Linked DNA regions of Homo sapiens: region 2 is linked to region 1. Evidence: read pairs that join two places in POLR2A ChIA-PET (ENCODE). Cell type or tissue: GM12878. All regions are shown on one strand. Links, peaks and the distances in the headings refer to the core of each region. The heading gives the core; the rest is flanking DNA. Region 1 has its middle 27 kb from the start of YWHAH. Region 2 overlaps LINC02558 (long intergenic non-protein coding RNA 2558).

Region 1 (5,373 bases), core at 112-5,111:
GAATAGAATCCAGCCTTTTTGTCACTTGCCAGATGGGTGACCCTCAAGCCTCAGGTACTTATCTGTAAAATGCAGCCAACAGGACCCACAGCAGGGGTCTGTTGTTAGAACTAAGCCAGGTATGGGTGGACACGGTGGCTCACACCTGTAATCCCAGCACTTTGGGGGGCCAAGGCAGGCAGATCACCTGAGGTCAGGAGCTCAAGACTAGCCTGGCCAACATGGTGAAACCCCATCTCTATTAAAAATACAAAAATTAGCTGGGCATGGTGGCGTGTGCCTGTAGTCCCAGCTACTTGGGAGGCTGAGGCGGGAGGATTACTTGAACCCGGGAGGCGGATGTTGCAGGGAACCGAGATCACACCACTGCACTTCAGCCTGGGTGACAGAGTGAGACTCTGTCTCAAAAAAAAAAAAAAAAAAAACAAAAAACAACTAAGCCAAGTAGCAAGCAAAGCATCCTGCATGGCTCCAGGCATGCATGCAATCAATGATCAGCTCCTTCCTGCTTTAGGAAGACTCCTTCCCTGAATCAGGAGAGAGGGAGTCCAACCTGGCTGCACTCTCAGAATGATGTAGTCCTACTGCTGGTCAAGCCTGGGGCTGCCAGCTCTGTGCCACCCTGCATCTCACTTGCAGAGTACGTGGTTACCCAGCTAATCACAGGAATTAGGGATCTGCAAAGACTGACTAGGTCATCTAGCTGGAGCCTGGGGCACTGTGGAAGGTGGGAGGAGGGAGGGGGGACAACAGCTTCTAAGGCTGACCGTAGCTGTAGACTCACCCCAGCCTTTTCCCAGGCTGCGTTAACCTGGCTGGCAAAGGGCAGTGATATGACAGCAGGGGAACACTATAGCAGAGAGTGAGCTGGAACTCGGGCCAATGTGTTCAGCCCAGTGACAGCTCCTGGCTCAGTGTCTCCTAGAAGCAGCCCTGGAAGAAGACAGGGACTGCAGGGGCAGCTGCTGGAAGGCGAGCTGGGCACGCAGCCTGGATTCCTGCCCCACCTCTGTCACAACCATTAGGCCAATGGCTCCACTTATTGGGCACCTCCAAGGTGGCAGGTGCTGTGCTAGGTGCTTAACTGAAGAGCTCTTCAACAACCTTGCAAGGAGGGCAAACATGTCCCTGTTGAAAAGATGAGGAAACTGAGGCTAACAGAAGAGGAAGGCTTGCCCAAGGTCACCCACCCTTCTAGACGTTCCTTCTTTTCAAGACATAGACAAGACACCCTTCCGCAGCACACACGGTCCTGCGCAATTGGTTCTGCTTCCTTCTCCTGCTGCACCTGCCCCTTCCTCTCCCTTGGCCTTCCATCAGGTCTCCATGGAAACATTCAGAAGCCTTCCCTAGGCCCCAGAATAGGTCAGGCTCCCCCTCACACCTTTTTTTTTTTTTTTTTTTGAGACAGAGTCTCACTCTGTCGTCTAGGCTGGAGTGCAGTGGTGTGATCTCAGCTCACTGCAGCCTCCGACTACCGGGATCAAGTGATTCTCTGCCTCAGCCTCTCCAGTAGCTGGGATTATAGTATAGGCACCTGCCACCACGCCGGCTTTTTATTTTATTCTATTTTTTTGAGATGCAGTCTCGCTCTCTGTCTTGCCAGGCTGGAGTGCGGTGGTGCAATCTCGGTTCACTGCAACCTCTGCCTCCTGAGTTCAAGTGATTCTCCTGCCTCAGCCTCCTGAGTAGCTGGGATTACAGGCACATGCCACCACGCCTAGCTAATTTTTCTATTTTTAGTAGAGACGGGGTTTCACTATGTTGGCCAGGATGGTCTTGATCTCCTAACCTCATGATCCGCCCACCTCAGCCTCCCAAAGTGCTGGGATTACAGGCGTGAGCTGCCGCGCCTGGCTCCCCTTACACCTTTCACAGTGGCCTCTCCTTTGTCTTTTGGGCACTTTTCGCAACTATACTTATTACTTCACAACCCTAAAAATCGTTATTTGTGTAATTTTTTGTTTAATATCCTTCCTCCTGCATCTACACGATGCCTGGCACATGGGTGACTGTTAATACGTATGTGTGGAAAGCACGGTGACTAAACCTGTAAACAACAAATGAGCGAATAAACCACAAACAAATCTCCCTCCCGCGGCGATGGGCTGGCTGCGATTCCACTGGGACACAGGGACTTGTATAAAGGGGCAGCTCCCTTAGAGTCTACATCATCAAACCTAATAGGAACAGTATCTTGTGATCACTGTGACCTGCAGCCCAAGGGGGTATGCACAAAGCAATCCCAAGATGTGTGCAGTGGGGGGTGGACACCCAGCTCCCTGCATGGGTCAGACCCCAGAGCTGGCCAGTTTCTCTGTTGTCCTCCAATCTGGCTTCCAGTGGTGGCAGCCACTCTCCTGGTTCCTGCAGGAGAGAGACGAAAGTGGCGAGGGGGTGTCTCACAAGGAGAACTGTGCCGGTTTCATTTCTGCTTTGAGGCGAGACACATCCTGTGTGTCAGACTACCCAGGGAGTGCTCCTGTTCTCCCAGCGCCAACCACCAACAGTGCAGTGACCAGGAGCAGGAGACCCTGGGGAGTCGAGACCAGGGACATGGCTGTCATGGCTGTGCAGGGAGCTTGGCCCCAGGCCCCACCCTGCCTCCTTCCCTGCACGGCGGCCTCTCCACAGAGGCCACTCTCACTGGGTTTCTGTCTTCCACACCCCATCTCATTGTGAGGAAAAGCCCAGCCTGGCTGGAGGGGATTAGGAGCAGGTGGGAGAATGCAGACAGGTGCGATCTCTCCTCTGCTCTGTGTGCTCAGTAACCCCAGGCAAGTCCCTGAACTTCCCTGAGACTCAGTTTCTCCTCTGAGAAGTGGGGGTCCCCACTCACCTCCATCAGGGCTGTCCCCAGGCCCTAGCAGGTTGGTGGACACACACTTGTTTGGGGTTCAATATACAAAATAAGCTCTTGCTGTTATCTTTTTTCTGCTTTCTTTCTTTTCCCAAGCTTCAGACTAGCTAGTGGTATATCATGTTCCTTGTACACCTGCTAGGCTCATTCAAAGCAAAATGTTTAGGCAGAGCATGGTGGCTCATGCCTGTAATTCCAGCACTTTGGCAGGCCCAAGGTGGGTGGATCACTTAAGCCCAAGAGTTTGAGACAGCCTGGACAACATAGTGAGACCCTGTCTCTACAAAAAATTAGTGGGGTGTGGTGGCATGTGCCTGTAGTCCCAGCTACTCGGGAAGCTGTGGTGAGAGGATCAACTGAGCCTGGGAGGCAGAGGTTGTAGTGCGCTGTGATCACGCCACTGCACTCCAGCCTGGGTGATAGAGCAAGACCCTGTCTGAAAATAAAATAAAATAGAAAACCAGAATGTTTGGCCTCCGTTACGGGAGCATTTACAGCACTGCCTTAAAATGGGGGAGCACCCTGCACCGCTCAGACACCTTTGCAAAGCTGACTGCCTCGGGTCCTCACCATGATCCCTCAAAGAAAGCTGGAGAAACGCCGTCATCACTGTACCCTCAAACTTGAGGTCGAGTGAGGTGAATGGACTTATTCAGGATCACAGGTAGTTGGCACTATTGTCAGACAAGAGTAACAGTGGCTTTTCCTCAGACTCAGTTCTCAAAATGCTGCCCCACCACCCCCCCCTTTTTTTTTTTTTTGAGACAGAGTCTCCCTCTGTCACCCAGGCTGGAGTGCAGTGGTGCGATCTTGGCTCACTGCAACCTCCGCCTCCCGGGTTCAAGTGATTCTCAGCCTCAGCCTCCTGAGGAGCCGGGATTACAGGCGTGCACCACCACACCTGGCTAATTTTTGTATTTTGAGTAGAGACGGGGTTTTGCCATGATGGCCAGGCTAGTCTCGAATTCCTGGCCTCAAGTGATCTGCCTGCTTTGGCCTCCTAAAGTGCTGGAATTACAGGCATGAGCCATTGCGCCCAGCTCAACAACCCTTATCTCCCAGGTTCTCACACCGACTTCTTGAGTTACGTAACGAAGTCTTGATGATTCCCATCTTGTCGCTAGACGGATGAGGGTCAGGGTGGTTTCAAAAGCCTATGCAGGGTCACCTGGTGAAGAAACAGCAGGTTGAACCTGGGCGCAGCGTTCTGATTCTGAGGAGAAAGGGAACATGAAAGAGATCATTTCCCTACTTGTCTTATCAGACACCGGCTACCACCGTGGAGCTTGGGTGTGTTCAGAGGCCATTGTTCTACCTACATCTGGGGCCAGGAAGAGCAAAGGCTGACAGGTGAGCAAGGCCTTGTGTGGCATGACACCAGGGGACAGGCTGGCTCAGGGCTTCCAGACAATGGGCCATTTTTTGGCTCCAGTGTGCACCCAGGGACTTGCCAGCACTCACCTCTAGTTGTTGAAAGGGCAGGCTGGGTGAGGCAGGTCGGGGAACTCTCTCTGCAGTTCTTCCTTTCAGTTTTTAGTCGTCTTCTCCTGACTGTTCTGTTGCCAAAACCCCCCAGCCCTCCAGCATCCCCTTCCCCACCCCATCCTCCTCACCTGCTAGAACTCTTATGTAGCTGTCAAGTCCCAGCCCAAATGCCCCTTTCTCCAGTCTTCCCCAGCTCCCCTACACAGACTGAAGCCCCCTCCTCTATTTCTTTTTTTCTTGAGACCAAGTCTCGCTCTGTCACCCAGGCTGGAGTGCGGAGGTACGATCTTGGCTCACTGCAAACTCCCCCTCCCGAGTTCAAGTGATTCTCCTGCCTCAGCCTCCCGAGTAGCTGGGATTACAGGCACCCACCACTATGCTTGGCTAATTTTTTTTTTTTTTTTGTATTTTTAGTAGATAGAGATGGGGTTTCACCATGTTGGCCAGGGTGGTCTCGAACTCCTGACCTCAAGTGATCCACCTGCCTCAGCCTCCAAAAGTGCTGGGATTACAGGCGTGAGCCACTGCACCTGGCCAATTTCTTTCTTTCTTTTTCTTTTTCTTTTTTTTTTTTTTTTTTTTTGAGATGGAGTATTGCTCCGTCACCCAGGCTGGAGTGCAGTGGCACAATCTCGGCCCACTGCAAGCTCCGCCTCCCGGGTTCATGCCATTCTCCTGCCTCAGCCTCCTGAGAAGCTGGGACTACAGGCACCCACCACCATGCCTAATTTATTTGTAGTTTTAGTAGAGACGGGGTTTTACAGTGTTAGCCAGGAAGATCTTATCTCCTGACCTCGTGATCCGCCCGCCTCGGGCTCCCAAAGTGCTGAGATTACAGGTGTGAGCCACTGCGCTCGGCCAGCGCCCGGCCAGTTTCTGTACTGCATTACAGATAGCCAATCTGAGACCTCTTCTAGAGGGCTATGGTGGCTGCTTTGCATGTCTGCTTCCCTCCACGAGGAGGGCAAGGCCCACGTTGGTTCAACCTTGCATAAATGTTGGCTGAATGAATGAATTCAATAAATTCT
Region 2 (5,373 bases), core at 73-5,072, 65 kb before region 1:
ATCCGCTCACTTCGGCCTCCTAAAGTGCTGGGATTATAGGCATGAGCTACCACACCTGGCCTTAGACTGCGTCTTTCGACTTCAAGGTGTTCCCAGTGTAGTTGGGGAGAAAGACAAAGGAAATGCAGTGGGCTTCTGAGTTTCCTCCTAAATCGCTCTTGAGCCGAGTCCATTCGAAGAACCTGAGTCCTTTACCTAGAATGCCTTTCTCCCCTACGTCAGTCTCTCCTCCATCAAGAACCAACTCAAATGTCACCTTTTCCTTGCAGCTCAAGCTACCCATTTTTTTCTCTCAAGGCAGAGTGATTCCTACTTCAGCTGGGTTCCCACTGCCTTCATACATACCCTGCTATCACACACATCACATCATATTGCATTTGTGTGTTTATCTGTCTAGACACCATGAGGGGCTCAAATGCTGAGCTTTTTAGTCTCAGGGCCCAGCACAGGGCTTTGCAGAGTCAGCACCCAGTAAATGTATGTTGTCAGTGAGTCAGCGAGTGAGCAAGAGATGGAATAAAGAGAGAGCCATCTTGCAGAAAGGAAAAACCCCTGGGCCCAAACTAGACCAGGACTTTGTACCTCACAAATGACATGCGGGTTTTTATCACTGTTATGCTCCTGCTACAAGGGTTGGTATGGCAACCCCCTCCTTCTCCAGAGCCAGGGTCCTCCAGAGACCTCCCCACCACTCCGGTGAGAAGTGAAGCGTGAATGATCTGCCACCCCAACACCCTCAGAGAGGCCAGCCAGCCTCCTGCCCTTCTCCCTAGCTGTGCCAGAACAGCAGGGCCCCCAGGCTGGAAAGTTTGCCAACTGAGTCCACTGGGGAGAGTCCACCAGGACCAAGGGGGAGAGTCTAGAAAACGTTAGAGGCTAAGGAATCTAAGATAACCAGGAATGAGTAGGAGGTGGAGAGAAGAATTCAGTGAGGCCCAAGTGGGCAGAGGCAACAATGAACAAGTTCCAGATAAACAATAAGGAATTTGTCAGGGCAAAAGAGAAGAGCTCCCAAAGACACAACTGTTACCCCTTTGGGAACGTTATGGCCAGCAGGAAAGGCCCAAGACCCAAGGCAAGATCTGGGATGACGCCAGGTAGAGAAGGAGTCTGCAGGACACATGAGGCCAAGAGGGCACTTAGACTGTATATTTAACATCTAAGGCTAGCTGTTCCCCAGAGAAGGGGACTCCTACAGGGCAAGGTTTTCTCTTTTTTTTTTTTTTCTGACACAGAGTCTCGCTCTGTCACCCAGGCTAGAGTGCAGTGGCGTGAGTTTGGCTCACTGCAACCTCCATCTCCCGGGGCAAGGTTTTCTTATAGGGACTGGTGGAGAATTCACCAGGCCTGGATCAAAAAAAAAAAAAATAAAGAAAGAAAAAAGAACAAATGGTAACAAGCACATGAAAAGAAGCTCAACACCATTAGTCATTAGGGAAATATTAAAAAAAATTTTTTTTGAGACAGAGTCTCTCTCTCTCACCCAGGTTGGAGTGCAATGGCATGATACCGGCTCACCGCAACCTTAGCCTCTCGGGTTCAACCCATTCTCCTGCCTCAGCCTCCCGAGTAGCTGGGATTACAGGCACCTGCCATCGTGCCCGGCTAATTTTAGTATTTTTAGTAGAGACGAGGTTTCATTATATTGGCCAGGCTGGTCTTGAACTCCTGACATCAGGTGATCTGCCTGCCTCGGCCTCCCAAAGTGCTGGGATTACAGGCATGAGCCACCACGCCCGGCCAGGAAATACAAATTGAAACCACAAATCAAAACCACAATGAGATACCACTGCCCACCCACCTACTAGGATGGCTATAATCAAAAAAACAAACAATGGCTGGGTGCAGGGGCTCACACCTGTAATCTCAGCACTTTGGGAGGCTGAGGTGGGAGGATCACTTGAGCTCAGGAGTTCAAGACCAGCCTTGGCAACATAGCAAGACTCCATCTCTACAAAAAATCAAAAAATTAGCCAGGCATGATGGTGCATGCCATGTTGGGGTGGAATAGTCCCAGCTACTCAGGAGGCTAAGGTGGGAGGATTGCTTGAGCCCAGGAGATCAAGGCTGCAGTGAGCCATGATTGTGCCACTGCACTCCAGCCTGGGCAGCAGAGCAAGACCCTGTCTCAAAATAATAATAATAATAATATTAATAATAATGTGTTTATGATAATGTGGAGAAACTTTATACATTGCTGATGGGAATGTAAAATGGTACAGCTGCTTTAGAGAATAGTCTGGAGGTTCCTCAACATGTGAAACAGAGAATAATCCTATGACCCAGCAATTCCACTCCTACCCAAAAGAATTGAAAACAGGTATTTAAACAAAACCTGACATACAAATGTTCATATACCCAAAAGAATTGAAAACAGGTATTTAAACAAAACCTGATATACAAATGTTCATATACCCAAAAGAATTGAAAACAGGTATTTTAACAAAACCTGACATACAAATGTTCATAGCAGCACTATTCACAATCACCAAAGGGTGGAAACAACTCAAAAGTCCATCAACAAAGGAATGGATAAACCAAATGTGGTATATTCCACACAATGGACTATTATTCAACTTATGAAAAGAATGAAGTGCTGATACCTGCTACAGCATGAATGAGCCTCAAAAACATTATTCTGGGCCAGACATGGTGGCTCACGCCTGTAATCCCAGCACTTCTGGAGGCTGAGGCAGGAGGATTGCCTGAGCCTGGTCAACATGGTGAAACCCCATCTCTACTAAAAATACAAACAAGGCCAAGCCCGGTGGGTCACGCCTGTCATCCCAGCACTTTGGGAGGCCAAGGCGGGCAGATCACCTGAGGTCGGGAGTTCGAGACCAGCCTAGCCAACATGGTGAAACCCCATGTCTACTAAAGATACAAAAAAATTAGCCAGGTATGGTGGCACGTGCCTGTAGTCCCAGGCTACTCAGGAGGCTGAGACAGGAGAATCACTTGAACCTGGGAGGCAGAGGTTGCAGTGAGCCAAGATAGCGCCAGTGCACTCCAGCCTGGGTGACAGAGTGAGACTCTGTCTCAAAAAAAAAAAAAATACAAACAAAAAAAATTAGCTGGGCATAGTGAACAAATGGTAACCAGCACATGAAACACATGTACAGGTACGTGCCTGTAATCCCAGCTACTTGGGAGGCTGAGGCATGAGAATCGCTTGAACCCAGGAGGCAGAGGTTGCAGTGAGCCAAGATCACGCCCCTGCTCTCCAGCCTGGGCAACAGAGCAAGACTCTGTCTCAAAAAAATAAAATTTTAAAATAAAAAAAATTATGCTGAGTTAAAGAAGCCAGACACAATAGGTCACGTATTGTATGATTCCATTTATATTAAACGTCCAGAGTAGGCAAATTCATAGGGACAGAAAGCAGATGAGTGGTTGTCAGGGCCTAAGGCAAGGGAGGAATGGTAAGTGACTGTTTAAGGAGTATAAGGTTTCTTTTCGGGATGATAAACATATTTTGGAACTACATTAGAGGTAATGGTTGCATAATATCATAAATGTACTAAATGCCATTGAATCATACACTTTAAAATGGTTAATTTTGGTGCATACCTGTAGTCCCAGGGACTTGGGAGGCTGACTTGAGTCCATGAGTTCTGGGCTGTAGTGCACTCTACCAATTGGGCATCCACACTGAGTTTGGCATCAATATGGTGACCTTCCAGGAGCAAGGGACAACCAGCGGCCTAAGGAGGGGTGAACAGCTCAGGTCAGAAACTGAACAGGTCAAAACTCTTGCGCTGATCAGTAGAGGTATCACACCTGTAAATAGTCACTGTACTCCAGCCTGGACAACATAGCAAGATCCTATCTCTACTAAATAAATAAAATGGTTAATTTTATGTTGTGTGAATTTCATCTTTATTTATTTTTTAAAAAAGAACATTGGTTGCAGTGAGCCAAGATTGTGCCACTGTGCTGCAGCCTGGGTGACAGAGTGAGACCCTGTCTCAAAAAAAAAAAAAAAACGAGTATTGGCTGTCAGAGCCATTTAAGTCACTCATGGTCATTGCCTTCTCCACCCAGGTGGACACCAGGTCTCTCTGCCTAACAAAGGCAGGGAATTACAGCTAGGGAGCTTTACCAACCCCACCAGGCGCTGAGGCACAGAACCCCTCTATTGCCTGCCTCCTCTCCACCTCGGCAACTCTCTCTCTGCCTGGTGAGGCCACAGGTGCCCCTGAACCCTCAGAGGTGTCAGGACAGGAAACTGGGGCAGAGGACCAGCTCCTTAGCACTGCCCTTCCCTCAAGCTCACTAAGTGGTTCCTTCATGGGTTTGCACAGTCAATAATTCACCAGCCTGCCAAGGTGCTAGCGGGACAGAAAAGCCCCCCCACTGCTCTCCTGCTAAAGGGGCCCAGGCTGATGAGGGAGATTCTGTCTGCTACTCCATAAACACTGACCGTTTACTGATGGCCTACTATGGGCCAGCACAGCACATGAGATTTGACATGATTATCACATTGCATCCTCATGATAACCCTGTGAGACAAACAGTGTCAAGCCCACAGTAGGATTTTTGCGGGTCTGAGACACCTTTGCTTTTGTGGGCCCCTTCCTCTATAAAAATAATACTAAAAATTATATTTTACAGCTGCATTGATAAAAGAATATTTAATAATGTCTTAATATATCAAGACGTTTTCTTTGACCTAAATTTTCATTTCTTTCTTCAGATGTGAAAAGTAACCAAAACTTTTTTTTTTTTTTTTTTTGTGAGACGGAGTCTTGCTCTGTCACCCAGGCTGGAGTGTAGTGGCGCCATCTCAGCTCACTGCTACCTCCACCTCCCGGGTTCAAGCAATTTTCCTGCCTCAGCCTCCTGAGTAGCTGGGACTACAGGCATGCACCACCACACTCGCCTAATTTTTGTAATTTTAGTAGAGACGGGGTTTCACCATGTTTGTCAGGCTGGTCTCAAACCCCTGACCTCGTGATCTGCCCGCCTCAGCCTCCCAAAGTGCTGGGATTACAGGCATGAGCCACCGCATCCGGCCCTTTTTTTTTTTTTTTTTTTTTTTTTTTCCTAGAGGGAGTCTTACTCTTGTCACCCAGGCTGGAGAACAGTGGTGCAATCTTGGCTCACTGCAGCCTCCAACCCCTGGGTTCAAGCGATTCTACTGCTTCAGCCTGCCAAGTAGCTGGGACTACAGGCACCCACCACCATGTCAGCTAATTTTTGTATTTTTAGTAAAGACAGAGTTTTACTTTGTTGGCCAAGCTGGTCTCAAACTTGACCTCAGGTGACCTGCCTGCCTTGGCCTCCCAAAGTGCTGGGATTACAGGCGTGAGCCACTGCGCCTGGCCAAAAAATAACTAAAACATTTTTATGGACCCTTAAAAGTACCATGGG

Evidence for each region. ChIA-PET counts read pairs that join two places held together with the same protein. Peaks named below come from ENCODE experiments on the same cell type or tissue, not always from the same donor. Only the 100,000 strongest peaks of a DNase experiment are listed, where the experiment ranks them.
Region 2: POLR2A ChIA-PET joins it to region 1 with 7 read pairs; 4 of 35 experiments call an interaction of 5 or more read pairs at or near these places.

The regions. Positions count from the first base shown.
Region 1 is chr22:31,914,484-31,919,856 of GRCh38, reverse strand. No RefSeq gene overlaps it. Among named protein-coding and RNA genes, the nearest start is that of YWHAH, 27 kb to the left of the region's middle. RefSeq lists an enhancer at 2,387-2,887. In GM12878, for the core only: no CTCF peak of the experiment used is centred there; DNase peaks (open chromatin) are centred at 2,086 and 2,426; H3K27ac peaks cover 777 bases.
Region 2 is chr22:31,979,603-31,984,975 of GRCh38, reverse strand. It overlaps LINC02558 (long intergenic non-protein coding RNA 2558), which reads right to left. Exons shown (of 5, transcript NR_149128.1): 3 at 3,571-3,704. It also overlaps the pseudogene RN7SL305P. Among named protein-coding and RNA genes, the nearest start is that of LINC02558, 11 kb to the right of the region's middle. In GM12878, for the core only: no CTCF peak of the experiment used is centred there; no DNase peak of the experiment used is centred there.